Regions from separate parts of the Homo sapiens genome. Here regions 2, 3 and 4 are each linked to region 1. The links are chromatin loops, found by intact Hi-C in ENCODE. Cell type or tissue: heart left ventricle. All regions are shown on one strand. Links, peaks and the distances in the headings refer to the core of each region. The heading gives the core; the rest is flanking DNA. Region 1 holds the start of LOC124908060 (a long non-coding RNA gene). Region 2 overlaps GALNT13 (polypeptide N-acetylgalactosaminyltransferase 13). Region 3 overlaps GALNT13 (polypeptide N-acetylgalactosaminyltransferase 13). Region 4 has its middle 75 kb from the start of KCNJ3.

Region 1 (5,718 bases), core at 494-5,493:
GCATGAGATGGTATCTCACTGTGGTTTTGATTTGCATTTCTCTAATGACCAGTGACGATGAGCTTTTTTTCACGTTTGTTGCCACATAAATGTTTTGTTTTGAGAACCATCTGTTTATATCCTTCTCCCACTTTTTGATGGTGTTGTTTGTTTTTTTCTTGTAAATTTTGTTAAGTTCCTTGTAGATTACAGATATTTGACCTTTGTCAGATGGATAGATGGCAAACATTTTCTCCCATTCTGTAGGTTGCCTGTTCACTCTGATAATAGTTTCTTTTACACCATGGAATATCATGCTGCCATAAAAAATAATGAGATAATGTCCTTTGCAGGGACATAGATGAAGCTGGGAGCCATCATACTCAGCAAACTAACACAGGAATAGAAAACCAAACACCGCGTGTTCTCACTCATAAGTGGGAGTTGAACAATGAGAACACATGGACACAGGTAGGGGAACATCACACACCAGGGCCTGTCTGAGGGGGTGGGAGGCAAGGGACGGGAGAGCATTAGGACAAATACCTAATGTATGTGGGGTTTAAAACCTAGATGACAGGTTGATAGGTGTAGCGAACCACCGTGGCACATGTATACCTATGTAACAAAACTACACTTTCTGCACATGTATCCTGGAACTTAAAATAAAAAAATAAAAAACAAGCAACAAAGGAAGGTCTGATAATGATTAGCTTTCTAGAAACACCCGGATTTTTAGGGCAGAAACGTTAATAACTGTTAAAATAAAGGAGAAGCTATTATGAAAAAAATCTCAAAACTGGAAAACAAAGTTGACAAGATATCCCCAAAGCTATAACAGTGATGTATTTTTCCTTTCATAAGAGGAAAGCCTGCCTTCTTTGCAAAGCATTTAAAATGTATTTTACTTGATGGTGAAAGCAGAGATAATTTTGTAGAATTATATGTTTAGGGTTCAAAGGGACATTTCGGATAATCTGTGCCAATGTCTTGCCTACAAAGATAAGAAAATTCAGATTGAACATGGTTATGTTGCCCAAGGTAATTATTGGAGTCACTCAATGGACTGCTTCTTCTATTGATTTTTGGAACACGTGTCATTGACTGTTCCTTTACAGATGTCTTTATCATGTTGCTTCTCTCGTTACTTGTGTTTTTTCTTTCCTCTAAGTCTTCCTATTCATTCTCTCCACCAAATATATTAATGTCACATCATATACAAAAATAAATTTTGTAGAGTTTTGTAATCCTGTTTTTAAAATAGTACTTTTCTTGATATTATATAAATATGATAAATGTTGTTGTTAAAAGTGGGAAAATGGCAAAAAATCAAACATGTGAAGTATTTGCTATTGTGCATAGATTTATTATTTAGCTATGTTAAATATATCCCATCTCCACAATTAGACCAATGCTTATATTAGGAAGGAAACTTATATGTGAAACCAAAGTGCACCTTCGATTATGATTGATTATATAATTGATGAACACCTTGTAGGCATTCATACATTTTAGTGACTCATTAATTTATTAGAAAACTTTTTTACCTCTGAAAAATCTATGCTCCATTAATGTACATTTGAAAACACTACTTAAAACAACTATTTAACACAAAAATATATTTACCATTCTTTCTAGCTAAAATAAAAACAATGAAATCCTAAAATAAAAGGACAATGGAAAATTGAGCTGTAGCTAAATATTTAAATTATCTTAGACTCATGACTTGAAAAGTGTCTTAGAAATAATCTAGTTCAATATCCTACTTCTACTTCAATATTGCAATTAAGGTATTCCAATTCAGTGTTTAGCCTCTACATGACACTCAGCAGATTAAAATAAAAATCTGACTACCTTTTCATTATGTATTTTGCATTCATTGTAGATTTGCTGTCTGGAGAGATATATGAAATTTAAAGATGGCAATCCATTCCCTTCCCATCATGCTTCTTTTTCTACAGGTAAGCATTTTTCATTTCTCTAACTTTCCAACTCTTCTCCCATATCCTAATATTCCAAAGCTTTATCATTCTATTTATATATCTTTGCACACACTTTTTTTTTATTTCAATTTGATCCTTAAATTGCGAAGTTCAAACTAAGCATAATGCATTAGGTACATTCTTACTTAGAGCAATGTGTGGGCAGCACTGGATTTTTCTGGGCATGCGTTTGTCGCAAGGCAACTTAACTTCAAATTAACTCTTATTAGAGACATACACTTTTATGACTAATAGTCTTCTTATAATCACGCCATCTTCCAGTGTATACTTACATGATTTATTTACTTTTTAAATCTGAAAATAGAATATTATACTTTTTCTAAACACGATGAAATGAAAACAAGACATATGATTTATCCTAAAAGAATTGATGAGCCAGTAGGGGGCACACAGGAAACATCTAGGAAACACTACACTGTGAAATATTCACTTAAATGAATGAACCAAGTATATTGCAAAGGAGAATTAAATAGATACCTTAATAGAGACAAATAACATGGTATAGCAGAAAAAGGAAAAGAGTTTCATTTCCACATAAAATTTCAAGAAAGTTTTTATTGCATAATAAATTTTACTAAGTTTGGAAGGAAAAAATATAGAAGCATTGTATTGCATTATTGTTTTTGGTTTATTTGTTTTTCTCTCTTATTTGATCATGTTTATTTTATAGTAGAGACCTAACCTAATATTTAATGTCTTTAATACCAAATATAGTGCCTAGCCTAGTGCAGTTATCATATTCATGTTGAATTAATGAGTAAATGATGGATATTATTGGAAAAAGATACAAGGTTAGAAAAATGTTAGTAATAAAATGACATGGTAGATTCTTTGTTTACTGTAATTTTAATGCAGGTTTCATGAGGACCTTGGTTTTCAAAAAAGACCATCAAAAGGTCAGTTAATGTCAACATAATGGCAGTTGTGTTTGCCATGGTAAGAATGTTACTGTGTGGAGGTAGGAGATGATCTTAAAGACAGGTGTGACATGATAGGCATTGTCTTCTATGAATATGCTACTTAGTAAGGAAAAGGATACACTTGAAAATTTAAATAGAGTGGGAAGATGAGATCAGAAACTATTGTAATCATGAAGACAGAATGTAAAGGGTCAGAATTAGGGCAATATCACAAGACATTTGTAAAAAGTTTTATTAGATATAATTCACATCATAAAGATTCAGATTACAGATTTCCTGGATGACTTTTTAGTTGAAATGGTAGGAAAACAGAAGTTTAGAAATCTACCCTGTGTATCTGAGAAGACTAATGTGACTCAAGAAAGTCCTGATGTTCAATACCCTATTTAGTGTATTAAATGCAATGAATTTTTCTAAGTAATTCTTGTATTACATTTATATGTACTCAAAGGTAAGGTATTTCTTTTCCTGTGTTCCTGGTCATCAATTTATTTATTTATTAATTTAGGAAAACATTTATTTAGTCACTCATTTAAACTATATGTTTTAAACCGTTGTAGACTATAACACCACAATGGGGTACCAGACAGCTATATTCTACATAAAATTGTTTTCAAAGTTTCCTGATGTCAATTTATCTTCCAGAGAAACCCAGAAAAGGGGGAACTATTGAATTTCTATCCTGTTAACAATAACTTTCACTAGGTTTTTCTCAAATCCAATGCCTACAAATTGCCCAGACTCTCTTCTGAGCTATCCAACTATATCCCAAATCCCCAATAAAACAATAATTTGAATAAATATGCTATTGGATATAGTGTATATTTATAAACTATGATAGTATCAAACAGGCTTACAATTTTTGTTGCTTGTTAATGCAGTTTTTGAATTCTTTAACTTATATGATATAAAGAGAAGCGATTTCTGTAGAATTTCATTCTCCCGAAAATGTATCTTATGACACACTGAATGAAAAGCAATAAACACACTGTTAAGCAGAAAATTTCTGTCATTTATTTGTTTTCTCTTTTGTCTCAGAAGAAAGTCAAAATATTCGGTTGCTACATTAACAGCTTATTACAAGATCAGAGAGCAAAACAATCTAGAGATTTATTAGCACATACTAAAATCAGAGAAGTGTTTGTTTCATTTTGTGATTCAACCAAATGAAAGTCCATCATAGGTTTGGCACAAAATCTGCGCTTATAATGTTAGTATGCTCATAATAGTCAGTAAACACTGAGTAATAGAATAAGTCTAGTGACAAACTTTTACTGTTAGAGCCAAAGTGGAAAAATATCTTAGAAATTAATTTCAGTGAGTGTAATTTCTAGTAGCCTTTGCACATAAATTGAAAAAAAAGCTCTTGGATTGTCTGAAATCCTTCAGTTTTACATGTGACCATTAGAAACAACAGTAAAGTACATATTTCAGGTATATTACTAAACTAGCAAGAATGATAATCTTTCTACAGACATATTTATTATGAGGCATAAACCGAGGGCTCAGTGCACCTCAATGTGAGCTTACATAAATGGATCATACTACATCTAGTATTAAGAAACTTACTTTTTTTCATTTAATATTGTGGCTATAGCTCTGTTTTTATTTATCATAATGTATCACAGTTTATTGAACAGACTGTGTTTCCATATATTTCATTATAATCCATGATGTTGTGAATCTCTTTCTATACACATATATACACACACACAGAAGTTAAACTGCCAAAGCAAAATGTATGCATTTTTCATTTGCATAGACAATCCTAAGTCCCTTTCAAAAAAGATGGACAATTTCACACTCTCACCAAAACTGTGTGATGATATGCATTTTCTCACACACTATCAACAGTAGATATAATCAATATTTTTCCTTTTCTCCTATGATGATTGAAAAATGATATATGCCTCAAATTCTTCATGTTGATTCTTATATATTATAGCATTTTCACTGTTTAGTTGAACGTTTTCTTTTAATTACATATATTTTTTAATTTTTAATTTTAACTTTTGTGAATACATATTAAGTGTATACGTTTATGGGATACATGAGATGTTTTGATACAGGTGTACAATGTGTAATAATCACATGATGTGCAATGAGGTGCCCATCCCCTCAAGCATTTATCCTTTGTGTTACAAGCAATCCAGTTATAATCTTCTAGTTATTTTTAAATGTACAATTAAGTTATTATTGGCTGTATTGCCCCTGTTGTGCTATCAAATACTAGGTGTTGTTCATTGTGCCTGTTATTTTGTACCTATTAACCATCTCCACTTCCTCCCCACCCACCCGACTACCTTTCCCAGCCTCTGGTAACCCTCCTTCTGCTCTTTATCTCTATAGGTTCAATTGCTTTGATTTTTAAATCCCACAAGTATGTGATGACATACGATGTTTGTCTTTCTGTGTCTGGTTTATTTCACTTTGTAGAAAGACGTCCAATTCCATTCGTGTTGTTGCAAATGACAGTATCTCATTCTTTTGTATGGCTGAATAGTACTCCATTGTTTATAAGTACCAAATTTTCTTTATTCATTTATCTATTGATGGGCACTGAGGTTGCTTCCAAAGTTTGGCTATTATGAACAGTGCTGCAACAAACATGGGAGTGCGGATATCTCTTTGATATACTAATTTCCTTCCATTTGGGTATATACCTAGGAGTAGGATTGCTGGAGCATATGGTAGCTCCATTTTTAGTTTTCTGAGGGACCTTCTAATTATATTTTTTAATTGAAATTTGGCCAATATATGGGAAAATTGGTCATTTCTTATCTTATATCAAGCCATATTAGCTCATACTGGTTTAA
Region 2 (5,718 bases), core at 329-5,328, 770 kb after region 1:
GCTGATTTCACCTATTCCATATTTTGACATATTGGGGAAAATGGGCAGTGGCGGAATCCTGAAACACAAGCTGCCTTTAGAGCTAATTGAGTTTTTGCTGCCCAACTGAACTGGAAATTTATTCAAGATTTGCAGCAGATATCAGCCATGCAGGATGACAGCTGTAGATGGTGACACATCCATTAAAAATTTGAATTTCTAAAATTCTTCATATTTGTGAAATCAGTACACTTTATAACTTAAGAATGCATACATGTTTTGCCTCCTCTGAGACTAGATTTAGCATCTGTAAATGAGATGCAAGTAAAATGGTTGTGAGCAGATACGATCATCATTTCTTAAGTGGTGAAACCATGTGCGGTGGGAGACAGTATTTTGAGGTTTACCGAACTAATTCAGAATATGATCCTAACCTCCCACCAAATTTTTTAAAAAGGTAAAAACAGTTCTGTTTTAGTGTAGTTATTTTTCTCTCTCTGTACACTTTTTTCCTTTTTATTAGACTGTTTCTAAGCACCATGGCAAAATCAAATTTATGGATTGTGTTTACCAGAGTTTACAGAGCTCCACTGGGAAGCCTAGAAATCTCTGCTGATTTCCCTGCAGTCTTTGAAGCTCCATAACATAGAACCTAATCTTCACAGTAATAGGTGGTCTAATTCTCTGTGCAAGCTGTAGGCCAAACCTTACTTTTAACCTGAAGATAATTAGAAGGAAAATGAAAGTGAGTATGTTCCATTAGTTACTACTGAAAAGGCTTTGCTTCCCTGAAACCCAGTTTGCCAAATGATGCTTGGATGTTCCTGTAATCATGCTGTTTCTAGTTTATTTCTGCTGTAGGTCTTAGTGCTTGTATTATTTTAAAGAACTAATTTTATTTAAATGACTAGTAAGAATTTAAATATTTCTAAAGAATCAATATACTAATCATAATTTTTTTTTTTGAGACAGTCTTGAGGCTGAAGTGCAGTGGTGTGATCCTGGCTCACTGCAGCCTCTGCCTCCCAGGTTCAAGCAATTCTCTCACATCAGCCTCCCAAGTAGTTGGAATTACAGGTGCGTGCCACCACATCCAGCTAATTTTTGTATTTTTAGTAGAGACAGGGTTTCGTCATGTTGGCCAGGCTGGTCTCGCAGTTCTGAACTCAAGTGATTCGCCCACCTCAGCCTCCCAAAGTGCTGGGATTACAGGCGTGAGCCACCATGCCTGGCCCCATAACATGTTTAATGAAGATATTTTTCCATTATTGTTCCATTTCTATAATTTTTTGAGTGACAGTATTAGTTTATATTAACAATAAGGGGTCCAGGCAACACCACTTTAGATATATGATCCTTAGAAAAGTTATATTACATATCTGGGTTTCAGTCTTATTATCTATAAACAGAGAAACTAAGACAAGGTCATCTGTAAAGTCCTTTAAAAATCTCTGTGTTTATTCCATTGACTGCACTTAGAAGATAAATTTAGTAATAGTTCTTAAGAAATCATGAAAATACATAATTTTTAAGACAGTGATATCTCTCCTCTGAAAGTCAAAATCTTATACCTTCAAGTGGCCATTGGACACAACCAAAAAATAAAAACCATTTTTAGCTTAATGAAGCAACTTATGTAATATAGCAGCATTTTAATAAAATTTCATATTTCATTTCCATAAGGCAGGATATTTTATCCAGAAAATTAGAGTCCATAGTTTAATGTGAAGAATATTAGGAAGAAAATTAAAATTTGAAGACAAAGTTTTTGGAAATCCTGTCTAAATATATTAGCCTTTATTTTAAAATTTAAAATACAAAAAAAGTATGATACAGTTACACTTAGCAACTTTAACACACATTTTTCAGTTCATTAATTCAAGAAATATTTAGAGAATATATATGCCAGAAATACCAAATGAACAAAACTGACAAAGCCCCTGCCTTCATGGGACTTACCTTCTAGGGCATGTGATGGGCATGTTTGGGGCTGGGGAGGGGGAAGTATAGACAGAAATAAAGAAGCAAACTCATAGATTGTCAGGTACAGGGGATAGGGAAGGCAGATGGGAGAAGGGTTTGTCTTACTGATAAGATAATATTTGAACTGAGATCACTAAGGGGAGCTCTCTGGGGCAGAGGGAACAAAACACTAAAGCAGGAACTTTCTTGGGAGCCATAATAGGGTAAGTAAGAGGCAGAATAATGAGAGATAAGAGATGGTGTTAGAAAAAGGTAGAATTGCATGTGTGTGTGTGTGCATGTGTATGTATGTGTGGTGAGTGGTGTGGACGTGTAGAGGGGTAACACTCATAAAGGACCTTGAAGGCCACCGGAGGGAGAAGTCATTGGAAGATTGTGAGCAGGGAAGTGACACAATCAAATTCATGGTTAACAGAATCACTATGGCTGTTGTACTGAGAAAAGATTGTTCAAGACAAGGACTGGGAAATTAGGGAACTAAATAATAAGCATATTGCGATTAAAAAGGTTAGAGGTAGTGACACCTAGTGGATATGGTGGCAAGTCATTCTTTTCTAGTTATATTTCAAAGGTAGCATCAAGGGGATTTGCTGTTGGATTAGACGAGAGTTGAAACAGAAATAGAGGAGTCAAAAGCAACTTTCAGTTTTTGACCTGAGCATCTGGAAGGTTGAAGTTGCATTAACTGAGATGGAGAAGACCACAGAAGAGATTGGTTTGAAATATGTCAGTCTAGCTCCATAAATAAGGGATAAGACAAGTGCATTATGAATCCAATCATGGTTTTAACTTTTTGTACTGAAGACAATAAACATTTTTGTAAACAAATTAAATGTTAGTCATTGCTTTCTAGTGTTGGATGTTTTGTAATATTTTATGCCACTTTTTGTTAGATACTATAATGGCACGTGTTCAAGCCATCTGAAGATTGTTTAAAAATTCTTTTCTAACATGAAACTCATGTAGTTTTAGTTTTCTCACCATGACCACAATGAACTTTCACATATTTAAAATTCTGCTAAAACGTTTCAAGTTCAGCTTTGATGGGGTAGCTGTATTTATAAAAATTTGCCATTGACCATTTTCTACATAACATGCATTTTGACTAACAAAGCAATAAGTGGAACATATGGTATACATGAGTCCTTGAGAGTTGAAGCTTTTTCAACTTAAGTAATAATGCTGTGCAGGGTCTTTTTACCTTAGTAAGGAGAAGAGGAAATGAGGGGAGAAAAGGAGTGTAAAGATGAAAAATGGGAATTTTACATGAGGCCTCAATGGACTTGAGAGGCTGCTATTAATTTAAGGCAATGGTTCACTGCCTCTTGGGAGTCATAGCCTTCTTTCCAAGTTTGCTGTGAGTGACATACTCCCACCTCAGAAAAAAAAATGCCCTGATATTCAACATTTTGCTTACAATTTTAGGAAATTCACGGATTCACAGAGAGCTCATGGTGAGGGGTGTCTATATTTAAAGAGCAAACCTGAAATGCTCCAGGTTGTAGATTCTTCCCTACAGTTGTACCAATAAAAAGTCAAAAGAGGAAGGAATACCAGTGGCAAAAATCATTTAAGATTTTACTGACCATCAGAAAGTGTCCTCATTTTCATTATAAAGCAGTGTATGTGCATGTCAGAGACATAGTTTGTATGCAGTCAAAATGATTAATCCTTTCTATAAGAGCTTTTTAAGTAAAGATGAGGACCAAAGAAGTGGAATCTTCTGCTCCAGAAAACACTTCTTCCACTTTTCCTCTCAAATTTCTCTTAGCTGCTGAGTGCATTTATAATGGATAACATGCATATATAGGGCAACTCTTTGAGCATTTAAAATGATGTCAAATATAAAAACTTACTAGCAAAAATCTGATTTTTTTTCACTTTCATGGCCTCTGCTAATGTATTTTGAACATAAAGGGTTTTAAGATGAGAAAAGAAAATGTGAATGTAGCCTGATTATAACTATATTCCTTGGGCCATAATATATGGCAAACAATATATAGCAGTTTAATTACAACAAAAGTTTAATGAATGTGTATTGAGTTTATTCCCCTGGTGATAAAATTTTTAGATACTGGAGCACAGCACTGAAAGGTATTCTTTAACATAGAAAATGAAAATGACAGTGGTAACCTAACTAAAATCTTTAAGTGCAATAGAGTTAAAAATTAAGTCTAAAATTCTCCCTTTCACCTGCAATTCTGTACAGCATCAATGGCATGCCACTGTCTATAGAGTGAAGAGAAAAGGGATGGTAGAGTTTGTGGAGACCAAGATTTTGGTTAAGAATTGAGTATCCAACATAAACTCTAGGAGCAAGATTGTTTAGTTTCAGCCTGTGTTAGGAATGATTGCAACCCACTTTGAGTTCTCTCACAGTGATCGAAGTGCTGCGGATTAGACTCATCTTGTTCCCCTCAATGCTTCGCGGATTTCTTTTTTTATGTACTCTAAATTGAATTTAAAAAGTTTCCTTCTCTTTTTTGAATTCACATTGGTTTAAATGTGATGCTTCTGTAAAGGCTCCATGAATTCAATATCCAATGTAATGTTTTTCCTTGTCCAAAACTTGGAACATTTTGTAAGATGAATTCACCATTCAGAAGTAATTTAATATGTGGCCCTGTTGTAGACACAGAAATCAAACATGTTTCCATGAAGGATCCATAAAAAGAGTGAGTTTATAAAGCAACTGATAATATTTCATAATGAAGATTTTATAAGGCATTTACATTATCTCTTTCAATCACCATGACAACCAAAAATAAAATAACCTCCAATTAACCCTATGACATGAGTGCAATAAACATTTTTCTTAAAGCAAACACAATTTGTTTTACAAGTTGTTCTGTTGTTTAATAGTAGTTTGCTATTATTTATATTCTTATGTGCTTTGATCAGATACAAATTTTAGTAGGGAAATAAGCAAACATTTCTAGAAACGAATTAGAAACAATTGTGTTTTAGAATACTAAAAGGATTTTTAAAACTTTCAATTCAGCAAAGTTAATATTTTCCCCCAATTGAAATAATGGAAAAACAAAAGCGTAGACACTTTCATGGCTTGGAGGACATGATCTTCATGTGCCCAAGGTCATGTTCCTTAGCAGCCACTGTTGGGATCTGCTTCCACTACAGTCCTGCATTGTAGGCACCATTTTGTCTTCTTCAGAAGGTTCATCGAGACATTGGTTACTGTTAACATGTCGCAACGTGAGTCTCTGTAAAAGATAACCAATAATCAGTGCAGCTTATTTCGTCTTTAGCTTTGCTAGCACATCAGATAAAATCTGTTCTTTAAAAAATCCTTTATGATTTTTATAGTATAATACACTGTGATAGCTTTGTAAAAGGAACTGTGCACAGGTGTCCCTGGATTAATTATTATACATCTTTGACTGTTATGAAGTCATCATTGTCTAATATACCTTTATTTGCAGATGGCTAAAGAAACTGACTGACATTTATCAAGCATTGCCAAGAATTCAGGCTCCTTTGCAAAAAGCCCATTTGTGAGCTCCGAGTTCAGTTGAGGACTGCAAATATTAACAAGCTTTTGCAAAAGCTTAGTTTTCTTAGGCATGTGTTATTCAGTAACCATTTGGTAAACATGCAAATAGATGGCACAGCTGTGACCCAAATGAACAAAACTGCTAGAGATGTTCCCATTTCAAAATACTAAACAAGCTATAGTATCTGTGACTGTAAGACACTCATTGTAGAAAGTGATTATCAGAGCAAAAAATAATCTGTCTT
Region 3 (5,718 bases), core at 313-5,312, 780 kb after region 1:
TAAGATGACAGTGAATTGAATTCGTGGTTATTTAAGGACTATTTAGTTAGGGGTGTGAGAAACTACACTTGAAATCAAAGTTGACCAAAGAAGTGCATTTATTACTAACATGTGCTTAGTTTCATTCAATTACAAGGATAAGCAATTAGATATTATATTATGAATATGTATAGCTGAAGTTTGTAAGCAATTAGAGCAAAATGACAAAGTAGTTTTATGACTGCTTATTTAGCTAAATGGACCATATTTATTGTAGAACACCTTTCCCCCTATTAAAAAAATGAGAAATTTTAGTTCAAAATTTGGCATAACAAATAACTGATAGCATTTAGCTATTCCATTTGAAATACTGTATATTTAGCTTATTATATCTTAACCACTGAAAGAGAATCTAATTATTTCCAGTTTTTCGACAACATCAAGAGGCAATGTAGTGTAGTAGAAAAATTGCTGGATTTACTGCCAGAATCTGGCTGTGCAAACTTAAACGAGGCATTTACCCTATGCTTCATTTTACTAATGTGAAAAATAGAATAACTGTCTTATAAGACTATTGTAAGAATTGCATGAGAAAACAGATAAATACGTGTTGAACTGTATTCCTTCTCTTTTCCCCCACTCACCTAAGAAGTAAACAAAACCAAAGTAGCTGGATAGATTCCATCTTTTGAGGCTTCATGACACTGTTTCCATTTTTCTCTGGATATTCCAACAATCTTGCTTCTATTTATGACTTTCTTTTCTAAGATTGAAAGGACTATGGGAGATAAGGTGATGGAATATTTGTGCTGTTCACATGGTGAGATTCACAATTGTACTGATAGCTAGCTTGCTTGGAATACTTTATTAGGACCTGAATCCTAGCTCTGCTGCTAGCGGTGTAATCTTTATGCTTTAGTTCCTCCTGATAAAGGCTTAAAGGAGAGAACTTTAAGGTACATTTCAGTTCTGTAATTCTATGAACTCCAACAATTTTTATTCTGCCTTGAACCTGCACCACCTCAGAGATTTTTCAAAGAATAATTTTGTCCTTGCCAGCAAAAGATAAAGAATTGAGTTAAAGTAGTAAGCAGTGCGCATTTACTTTCCACAGGTTGGAATATGAGAAGAATAGAACCACTGAGCAATTATTCCTCTTTCTCATCTCAACACCTCTTATCCTTTTGCTCCCTTTCCCTCTCTCTGCTCCCCTCTGGAGGCCTTGCCATTTTCCAAATTGTATTCATGCCTTTTCCTAAATTTGTAACATTCTTTAACCAGTGTATAAAAAGACTATGGAAGATACATAGATATTTGACCCTGTCCTTTTCAAATGTAAATATGTATATGAATGATCGGAGATTTTGTTAAAATACAAACTTGGATTCAGTGTGTTTAGCATGGGTTCGGATCCTGCATTTCTAACAAGTTCCCAGGTGATGCTACTACTCCTGGAATCACCCTGTGGGTAGCAAGGGGTGGAACCATTCTGTGAACTAAAGAAACCCTAAATGTAAAACTGAAAAGCATAGTAATAAATGTTATATTTCAATTTTGTTTAAAAAAAATCCTTTTTAACGACCTTCTCAAAAATATAATCGCACATCAAAGCTGAAATTTCCAGAAAGGCAATGTATTATTCCTACAATTGCTCTATTCTCATGTCATTTATTAGATTATGACCTATGCATTTTTTAATTTGGCAAAGTGCTGTCATTAGACAATGTAAACATCACTAGTTAATTTTGAAAACATAAACATATAAGAGAATTTAATTAAGCTATATAATTCAGATGATCAAATTATTTAAAATAAAAATTTCTCAATATTTATGACATTTTATAAGCTTTTTGTGCGTGTGTTCCAAAGTCAAAGTAAACATGACACAAAATATTATAGTGCTCTGAAATACTGCAACAGATAACTACTAGTCATCCAAAAGAGTAAATTTATAGAAATCATTTATTTATCTACCTATGTGAAGCTACCTATTTTTTTTTTCACTTTTTACTTAAAATTCCTTAGTATTCAATAGCATTGCTACTAGCTGACAGAAAATGTAAACCAAAATATACACCAAATTGCTAACAGTAGTTATTTGAGAAATGAAAGAATTTGAGTTATGACATTGTTCACTCAAGAGTTATGGAAAAGTTTAAAGATTAAAAGTGGTATTCTAAAATTCCACACTGCTTGCTTTTATAAAAATGTACACGATCATTCCCCTTTCTTAATAAATATATTCTAGATTTTCTTATTTTTAGCATAAGCTCAGTAGAGCCCCAGGTTCCTGGTAGAAACGGAACAGTAACAACAAGAAGAACAAGTTTTATTTAAAAACAAATATCACTTACAGGATTTCTACTATATCTGTACATTTTACTGCACTTTTCCTCATAGAAGAGAGTACTGATGAAGGATTTACCTACATGTATTTTGCAAAGGCACTGTTTTCTGTAGGCTTAATATCAAGGATGGTACCAATAAATAATAGTTGAAGAGAAAAAAATTGGTGGTCAGACAAGGTGAGTAAGATATAGCGAAGGCAGTAGCATCTTAATCACACTGGTACAACATAGGAAGAATTCTCAGTGTTTGCCCTCAATTATGGCCCAGAAGATGATTTTGTGTCCTAAGATCCTGGTAACACTGTATGAGTGTTAGGCCCAAAATTAACCCTGCACAACCAGTTTCAAATCCTATGAGAATTCAGTAAATTTTTCTAGTATTCAACTTAAGAAACTACAGACTCATGCAAATATTAAAACGACATTCAAAAAGGTTTTTAAAAGGTCTTGCTAAAATATCAACAATACCAAAAACTCTGTAGATTGGTTTTTAAAATGTTATTCTTGTAGAAAATTTTAGGCTTGCATGGAATACTGCATCTGTGAGACTCATTTACCTCTATAGTAGTATTTATCTTTTAAGCAGAACGAAGTTTAGTTTTCCTTTTAAATAAATCACCTACCACTTAATAATGTGGGAAATGTAACACAGACAACCAATTCATTTTGTTAATCAAAAAAGAAAACTGAAAGAAATGAAGCTGTTTTCAAGAGTAAGCTTCGTTATGCAAAGGAAAATATTTCTTTTTTATTAGCTCCATCTGATGGCTGATCTGGTTTTTACACACTGCCTGGAGATAAATTTCCAACAGTAATTTTGTGGTTTTCTCTCCCTCTTCTCTGTCAGAAAGGTGTGCTATATTGAGAAGAGGCTACTCAACTTTTTATGTGACTAATTAGTTTACTGAATTCTGCAAAATATTTACAACTGTAAACAGTAAAGAAATCTTGTTAATCTTGTCAGATATTGTTCCTTCCAGTTGAGGAACATAAATGTCAGTGATTAGTATTGTAAAATTTAAAATTTGAAAATATGGACATATTGTCAATATTATCCTGTATGCACATCTTCATACAAACCTCTCAGATAGGCTTAGCTTACCTCTTGCCTAATTTATGTTTGGCATGTACATGGAGATAACAAGTTGTCATACACAAAACTGATTTTATTGTCCTCATTCATATTTTATATTAATGGACCAATTTGGTGAAACCTGTTTATATGATATGCCATCCTAATATTACCGGATATGAGCCTGCATGCTTGAAAATCTAATTCTGCCAATGTAGATAAAAACCAGCTTAAGATTTAAATGTTGAATGTTGAAATATATAACTGAGCTTAAGCATCAAATAATAAGTAAATTAAGAAAATACTATACCTCAGCATCATATTCCCATAACTGATTTCCTCTCATATGGTGGCATTTTAACATGATTACAGGTCCATTGAGTCTAGAAACATCCAAGCACAAGTCATCGGTTCGGATTTCTTTGTCAGCAGTGTAAGAAAATACCTGAAAATATAAATTCAGCTAATAAAAAAAATGTATGTTTTAAAATGTCACAATAGAGCAGATCTATCCAGGGAAGCTTTCGTATCAGATAAACTTGTGTTTTCAAACGATTGCTGGTATGTTATCTTGAGAAAGCTAATTCATCTCTTTGAGTCTTTTTCCTCAACTGCAAAATAGGGACAAAGTCATCTGTTTTATGATGTTTTGGTGAGGCCTCAGTTTAACAAAACAAACCTTTAAATACCCATTATTTGCTGGCACTGTAGTTCTTTCATGATACTTGCATTATAAAGCTCTCAATAGGTTAAGTAAAATAAAGTTTACAAACTGCATGGAGCTCAGTGAAGGCAGTCCCTGTTCCTACTATTGTATGACCAGTTCTCCAATTCTACAATGTCATTTTTTCATATAGAAGTTTAAATCTTTCTTCTGATAACATAAGTACATCGTGTAAGTTTTATTAAATACTGTCAGTGAGCTTCTGAAGGTTGTAGAAGTATCTTCTCTAGAGATCTTATTAAAGGTAGGCTCTACACTTATCTCTCTAATATGGTTTGCCTAAGCTTAACTACATCAATTCTTCTGAAAATATCCAAGAAATGTCACGGTGGATTATGGACTCTTTGTTAGATAATTCAATTGAACTATAATAATCTTTATTATTTTGTTCCTGGTGTGAATAATTTATTTACAACATTGATTATTAAGGTTTCATGAGGGTTTTTTTTTTTTTTTTTTTAGATGGAGTCTTGCTCTGTCGTCAGGCTGGAGTGCACTGGCGTAATCTGGGCTTACTGCAACCTCCGCCTCCCGGATTCAAGCGATTCTCCTGCCTCAGCCTCCCGAGTGGCTGGGACTACAGGCATGCGCCACCATGCCGGCCTAATGTTTTGTATTTTAGTAGAGACGGGGTTTCACTATGTTGGCCAGGATGGTCTCAATCTCCCGACCTCATGATCCACCTGCCTCGGCCTCCCAAAGTGCTGGGATTACAGGTGTGAGCCGCCATGCCCAGCCTCATGAGGGTTATTAAGCACATAATTATAGAATGTGTTTTCTTCTTTTAACTACGATAAGCATTGTTCAGTATTCTGTGGGTTTTTCTTTCTCCTTGCAATGTCAACAGAATACATAATGAGAAAGGTCATGTCAGGGTCTTTTTGTTTCTCAAAGATATCTGATGAAATCTGAGGAAGTCAGCTTTACAAATAACATAAACTCTGGAGCTCCGTAAGCTGAACGAGTTAGTCTTGGAAGAGTTGCCTCTGCAGCATTGCTACTCAGAACTTCTATGAAAACCACAAGAAGTGGTGAGAGGAAGCGGCAAAATCAATGACAGAACACAAATACCCTCTTCTGCCAACCGCTTAAAAGGAAATTATGGGGGGCTGGGTCGGTGGTTCGGTGGCTCACGCCTGTAATCCCAACACTTTGGGAGGCTAAGGCGAGAGGATTGCTTGAGCCCAGGAGTTTGAGACCAGCCAGGGAAACATACAGAGATGTCAGCTCTACAAACGATAATAAAAAGAAAATTATCCAAGCATGGTGGTACACGCCTGTTGTCCCCACTACTTGGGAGGCTGAGTGGGAGAGGCTGAGGTTGGCAGATTGCTTGAGCCATGATCACACCACTGCACTCAGTCTGGGTGACAGAGCAAGACCCAGTCTCAAAACAACAACAACAACAACAACAAAACCCAGAAAATTCTTCACAAAGGTTATACATTTTCTCAATAATATACAAATTTGAGAAATGTGAAGTACATTTAATTGAATTATGTAAAATATAACACAGACTTCATATATTCAATTCACAAATAAATTTTCTAGGTTCTTTACTTTTTCATGTTCATATGTTTTTTATGAAGAACATA
Region 4 (5,718 bases), core at 408-5,407, 600 kb after region 1:
CCATGTTTCCCACGCTGGTCTCAAACTCTTGGGCTCAAGCTTTCCTTCTGCCTTTGCCTCCCAAAGTGGTGGGATTACAAGCATAAGTCACCAGGCCTGACCAACGCCCATATATTTGATGCCACTGCTACATGGGGGACACACTGTGTTGCACATTGTTAATTCCAATGGACATAATAAAATGGTTACGATTCTTTAAAATTATGTGTATATAGTATCTGTATGACCTTCATTACAGCACACAACAAATCATTTACCAAGTGCCTTTAATGTGCCAGATCCTGTGCTAGGGTATGTTAAAAATGAGAAAGCTATAACTTCTCTTCTCAGGAATTCTTGGTCTAGTGCACCTAAAAATTATGAGACTCTAAAGATACAGGCTTGAAAAATGTAGACTATGAGGATAAAAGAGAGCCATGAAGAAGAAACCATAAGGAAGAGGCACTTTAAACCTTTCCCACTGAAAGCAATATGTTAATTCCTTAGTCAGCTCTACAATTCTCTGAATGAGGAGTGTGTGTTTGTGTGTGTGCATGTGCCATAAACACCACTGGTGGAAGAACAAGAGAATTCCAGTTCATAAGTAGAAACTGTGGAAATGAAGGAAAAGGAAAAACTGCAGAAACTACACAAGGCTAGACTTCACTTTCCATATTCCTATTTCTTGATACCTACCCGAGAGTCACGGTCAGAAATCACAGCTGTTCCATAACACTCTGAGGGCATGATGGTCTGATACATGACAGATTCATCTAAGAGAGGATCCAGTACACATTCTATACATAGAAGTTTTGCTTCATAAAGAGTAATTAAGAAGAGGAAAAGAAAAATTATGAGCAAATATTTATTGAAAACTAAAGAAAATAGAGAGACACTTATTATAGCACATATTGAGAAATACACTTGAGAACAATTGTACCAGATGCCGACTTGCAGTATGCTCTAGGATAAAAAGGAAAAAAAATGAAAATGGTTCTCCAAACCCAAGGTAAAAATGAACACAAAGAGTAATAACACTAATAATATTTGTAAATAATGAACTCAATTACAGAAGATTTTTACACTCAGAGTCCTGGTGCTCTAACATTTTTAGATATAAATTTGGTTAAATTTCTATTTTAAAAATGATTCCTTCTATAATCTACCTTAATATATAGTAATAGAACAGCTCAAAAGCTTCCTCACAGAAGGTTGCCACAGCAACAACCCTTCGATATACATGCACAAAATTGAGGGGAAAAATACAGGTAAAATGCAACGGACTATGAAATAAAACAGTTAATTTTCAAGGGAGGAATAAGAAGTCAGAGGGAGATGGAGAAAGAGGAAAGGATCAGATTGCAGCATGGATAAACTATTTTAGCATTGGTCATTTCTGGTTCCATACAGCTGTGGATACACCTCCAAAAAATCTAACACAGAGGAAGGATACTCCTGAAAGACAGGCAAGGATAATGGACACAATGATGATTTTTGAAGTAAGAGCAGGAGAAAAATTGTGTCCCAAGGGCTGGCCCATATCCAAACAGAACTAAAATAAGATTGATACACACAAAAAAGGAAGCTCAGTCTACCTTTATTCCTAGTTGCCCTTGATGCCAAGTATTCATATGCCTTTGCCAACATTTTAATGTTTTGTACACTCAAGAAAATTTGACTTGAAGAAAGCTCTGCATTGAGTTTAGCTATTTCACCCTCTTTTTGAACCCTTTGGTCCCAGTGAAAGAAGACTTTCCTGGCACAATCAAGCCAGATAAATGTACAAGCGAGGCAGTACTTGACTTAAATACTATTACTTCCTGCTGCTTCTGGTGACCTCTCCTACCCTCATATTTCTACTCTCTGGTGCCTAATATCGGTGGATGCACACTGGGCAGCCTCCAAAATTCAAGACCTATCATTTTATCTCATCCCTAGAATTTTCCACCTGTGTAATTTTCCTTTTTTCATTATTTGCACTGGATTTCACATTGGCCTGTTTCTTTTCCTGAGGGTCATGGTAAATAACTTTAATCAATCGAACAAGAAGGGCTAACATTTACTGAGATACTATTGATGATTTATGCTAAGCCCTTTTATGGTATTTAATACTTATGACTGTACTATGATGTTGATATTATTATCCCCACTTTTAAGGTAAAGAGTGTGAGTGTTCAAGGTATTATATCACTTGAATAAAGTCACACAGTTAATATGTGAAAGTCAGGAATTGAGTCCACAGCATGACTCCAAAGTTTAATTTGCTAGTCATCATACTCACTGCTTCCTACTGACTAATCCATTTGAAGATTTTCATGAGTCGTAATGCTCTAGGGTGGCCTTCTCTTCCTCTAAACAATATTTTCTTTTTTCCAAGGAATCTTCAGTGCATTAATAGAACTGATTAGGAAGCAGATTTTGATTGAGATATGTTTGACTCAGTCTCTCAAATTTCACTGTGTATGTGACTGTCCTTTCCATTTTCGCTAGCATTTTTGCGCCTCTGCTCTCAGCTTATGTCAAGGATACTTTTCACCGAAATCCAAGCATCTGTCTGTCTCATAGAATCCAGTGCTCAAGTATGTGTGTGGCTGAAGCTTTTCTGGGTGACACACTGCTCCCTCTGCTGGACTGTGGAGGACAAAGAGAAAAAGCATCTTCAAATCCTAAAGTTTTACATGGTGCCTAACTTACTTTACAATTTTGGAAAAATTAAGAGAGGCAATGATCAAAAAAATATTCAAGGGTATTTTGGCCCCAGATAGCTGAGAAGTAATAAGGGATTCCAATGAGGTCTTTGCCTAGCACAAATGTGTCTTCTGTGACTAGGTTTTATTTTTATTTAGGAGGCACAGCAAACGTATGTTTTCAACATCAACAGCAGAAGCTTGCAATTGTCATTGTGATCTGTTTTGCAGATAAAGCTGGCATTACTAGCTTAAACTTCTGCTATTTGTGAACCATTCCTGGCATGTAGACTGCACGTGCTTTAATCTGGGAATGTTTTACAATCTAGAAAAATATTAACATGAAAGAATATGTATTGACATGGTAAAGCAATTTATAGCAAAGATAATCTAAGTTTACTACAATACAGACAAGATACTGAATAACGTGTAGTGCAAATATGGCAAGAATAGTAGCTGAGTTATTTAAAACCTTAAAATACAGTTTAGCTCATATGAATTCAAGTAACATGGCAAGATTCATGATTTGTTAATTTTATTCATTTATTCACTCAACAAACACTTATAATGCTCTATGTGATAGTCTCAGAGTTGGGTGTAGAAAACATTTTTTTTTATATATATCCCTGAAAGCAAACCCAGAAACTAAGATTTGTTTGCAAGTTATTTCCTTGGGAAGTGATCCAGGGAAACACCTGGGTAGGGGAAGTGGAAAGCAAAGAGAAACAGGGAAAAGATGAAAACTGATGAAAGGTACATTATTAAGCATTACTGTGGGTCAACTAGAATTGAATCAGGCTGGTGAATTCTGGTAGCCAGTGTAGAGCACGTTCATCCTAGTTATCCTGCCTGAGGAGCAAGAGGGCTGGAATATGTATATACCAACTTTTAGAAGTCATCATTTGAGGGCTGAACCTGGGTTGGGGGAAGGGAGGGATTAATTCTCTAGGATCTCCACATGCAGTGCATGTGACTAGAGTGCACAGGTGCTAGAGCAAGCCCAAGCAAAGAACGTCCAGTTTAGTGATTCAGATGGTAAGGCCCAGGGGACATAAGGAGGCCAACTATACACCTGCTAGAGAAGACCAAAGTGGTTAGGACATAATAACTGACCTTGAAGAGCTCACAGTCTCTTAAGAGATGGAAGTCAGGATCACAGGAGATTGCCCTGAGTTGACCTGGTTTGACCTGAAGAAAGAGAAGTACCCTGCACCATTTGTGATTAAAGGCAAGGAGACAGAGATAGTTGAGAATCAGATAAGGTTATAGTTAGAAGTGTAAGCAATTGATGAACTAAAGAACACAGGCCTCATCTACTAAGGAAGTAGGACCTGGGTAATCACCGAGAGTCAGGGAGAGAGTACAGCGAGAGATGCTCCAAGAAGGGGAAAGGGAGACAATCAAAAACAATTAAAAACCAATCAAATGTAATAACAGATAAAGGAATGTAGAAAAGCTATTTGTAAAACCTTTATTAAACACAATTTTGGGATTCTCTTGAACCACATACATAGAGGTAGAAGATATTTAATGAAGACAGAACAATAGATATATTTCTTGACTTTCCTAATGTCATCTCAGTCTCTAAAGAATCTAATTTTATTCTTAGCACTGTAGAACACTGACATTACTAAGCCACATCAAATCACTCACTCTTAAAATTTCAGCAGATGGAAAGTTGTTTAAGGGAAATACTTTCCATTCTTTATCTACTACAATCAGTATTTTCTCATTTGCATTCACTTCTTGCTTGGACCACCAGAAAGACATATGCCTGGATCACATTATCTTAGTGCTTCTTAGTATAATTCTCACTGAATTGTAAACACTTGTTGTATCTTCAGAATTTGTAAAGTAGTTGAAATAGTTATAGTAAATTTGCTTCTATATTTTTCATAAATTTATCATTGATGAGATTGCCTTTTATATGTCTGCTTCAAAGTCCCATGTGAAAAATTTTATTTCAACTGAATGAATTATATATATATATATACACACATATATATGTCCTCCCTTCTGATAATAAAATACTGCAACTTGTTTTGCCAATCTTACCCTGGTTAAAAGGAGCTTGGAAACTAACATAAAGGCAAATATATGTGTGTGTGTGTGTATACACACACACACACACATATAAAACCATATGTATTTTTACATTTATAATATATATCATATTAAAATATATATCAATTAATAATTAATAATATCATTATATATAAAATATATAATTTTATATTATATATAATATTGACCACTTGTTTACTAGTTAGTGATTTTCTATTTTTATTATCATTACCATTGTAAATTTTATTTTATATGACTGAAAGTTACTTAATAAAAAAGTAAGTATAAATGAATTATAAAGTGAAAATTATTTTTGAAGCAATGTGATTTTTTAAGGTATGACATAAATATCCAAAGGGACATCCACCTCCTCCTGCCCATGGCTATACATAGAATGAAACTACTTATCCTATTTATATTAGCTCCATGGCATCACAATCCTGTACTGCTATGTCCTTAACACCAAACATCTTCAACATAGCGATGTGATTTACAGTCCTCAGGGAATCTACGATATAAATGTATCTGCATTAGAGCTTCAGGAAGTAGCTTATTTCCCACAACTACACACCCAAGAGTGGGACCCAGATTCAGTAAGACCCTGGTTGCCACTTTAAGCTTATCAATTTATCATATCCTCAGAATAATCCCAAAAGGTAAAACCCATTTCATAGAAGCTAAGTAAACTTACTAGTAAGAGAATGGGTCAGGATTCAAACATAGGTCTGTCTGAATGTAGACTATAATGTCTATCAAAATACTTTATTATGACTTTTACTTTCTGACTGAACAGTTAATGGTATGAAAGAAAGAGAAAGAAAGAAAGAAAGAAAGAAAGAAAGAAAGAAAGAAAGAAAGAAAGAAAGAAAGAAAGAAAGAAAGAAAGAAAGGGAGAAAGGAAGGAAGGAAGGAAGGAAGAGAGAGCGAGGGAGGGAGGGAGGGAAGGAAGAAAGGAAGGAAGGAAGGAAGGAAGGAAGGAAGGAAGGAA

Evidence for each region. Peaks named below come from ENCODE experiments on the same cell type or tissue, not always from the same donor. Only the 100,000 strongest peaks of a DNase experiment are listed, where the experiment ranks them.
Region 2: a loop joins it to region 1, with 5 times the contacts of the local background. A loop is called at or near these places in 23 of 110 quality-filtered maps.
Region 3: it touches region 1 in a loop (4-fold over the local background); 13 of 110 quality-filtered maps call a loop at or near these places.
Region 4: a loop joins it to region 1, with 6 times the contacts of the local background. A loop is called at or near these places in 33 of 110 quality-filtered maps.

The regions. Positions count from the first base shown.
Region 1 is chr2:155,220,632-155,226,349 of GRCh38, reverse strand. It overlaps LOC124908060 (a long non-coding RNA gene), which reads left to right and starts at 333. Exons shown (of 2, transcript XR_007088685.1): 1 at 333-450; 2 at 1,865-3,905. In heart left ventricle, for the core only: a CTCF peak has its summit at 2,368 (motif pointing right); no DNase peak of the experiment used is centred there.
Region 2 is chr2:154,449,876-154,455,593 of GRCh38, reverse strand. GALNT13 (polypeptide N-acetylgalactosaminyltransferase 13) reads right to left here. Exons shown (of 13, transcript NM_052917.4): 13 at 1,615-5,183. The coding sequence ends at 5,043. GALNT13-AS1 (GALNT13 antisense RNA 1) reads left to right here. Exons shown (of 5, transcript NR_161181.1): 3 at 952-1,056. Among named protein-coding and RNA genes, the nearest start is that of GALNT13-AS1, 4.7 kb to the left of the region's middle. RefSeq lists a cis regulatory region at 5,500-5,513 and an enhancer at 5,434-5,578. In heart left ventricle, for the core only: a CTCF peak has its summit at 2,488 (motif pointing left); no DNase peak of the experiment used is centred there; H3K4me3 peaks cover 444 bases.
Region 3 is chr2:154,436,718-154,442,435 of GRCh38, reverse strand. It overlaps GALNT13 (polypeptide N-acetylgalactosaminyltransferase 13), which reads right to left. Exons shown (of 13, transcript NM_052917.4): 12 at 3,710-3,844. It overlaps GALNT13-AS1 (GALNT13 antisense RNA 1), which reads left to right. Exons shown (of 5, transcript NR_161181.1): 5 at 4,586-5,718. Among named protein-coding and RNA genes, the nearest start is that of GALNT13-AS1, 18 kb to the left of the region's middle. In heart left ventricle, for the core only: a CTCF peak has its summit at 3,109 (motif pointing left); no DNase peak of the experiment used is centred there.
Region 4 is chr2:154,620,887-154,626,604 of GRCh38, reverse strand. No RefSeq gene overlaps it. Among named protein-coding and RNA genes, the nearest start is that of KCNJ3, 75 kb to the left of the region's middle. In heart left ventricle, for the core only: a CTCF peak has its summit at 2,604 (motif pointing left); no DNase peak of the experiment used is centred there.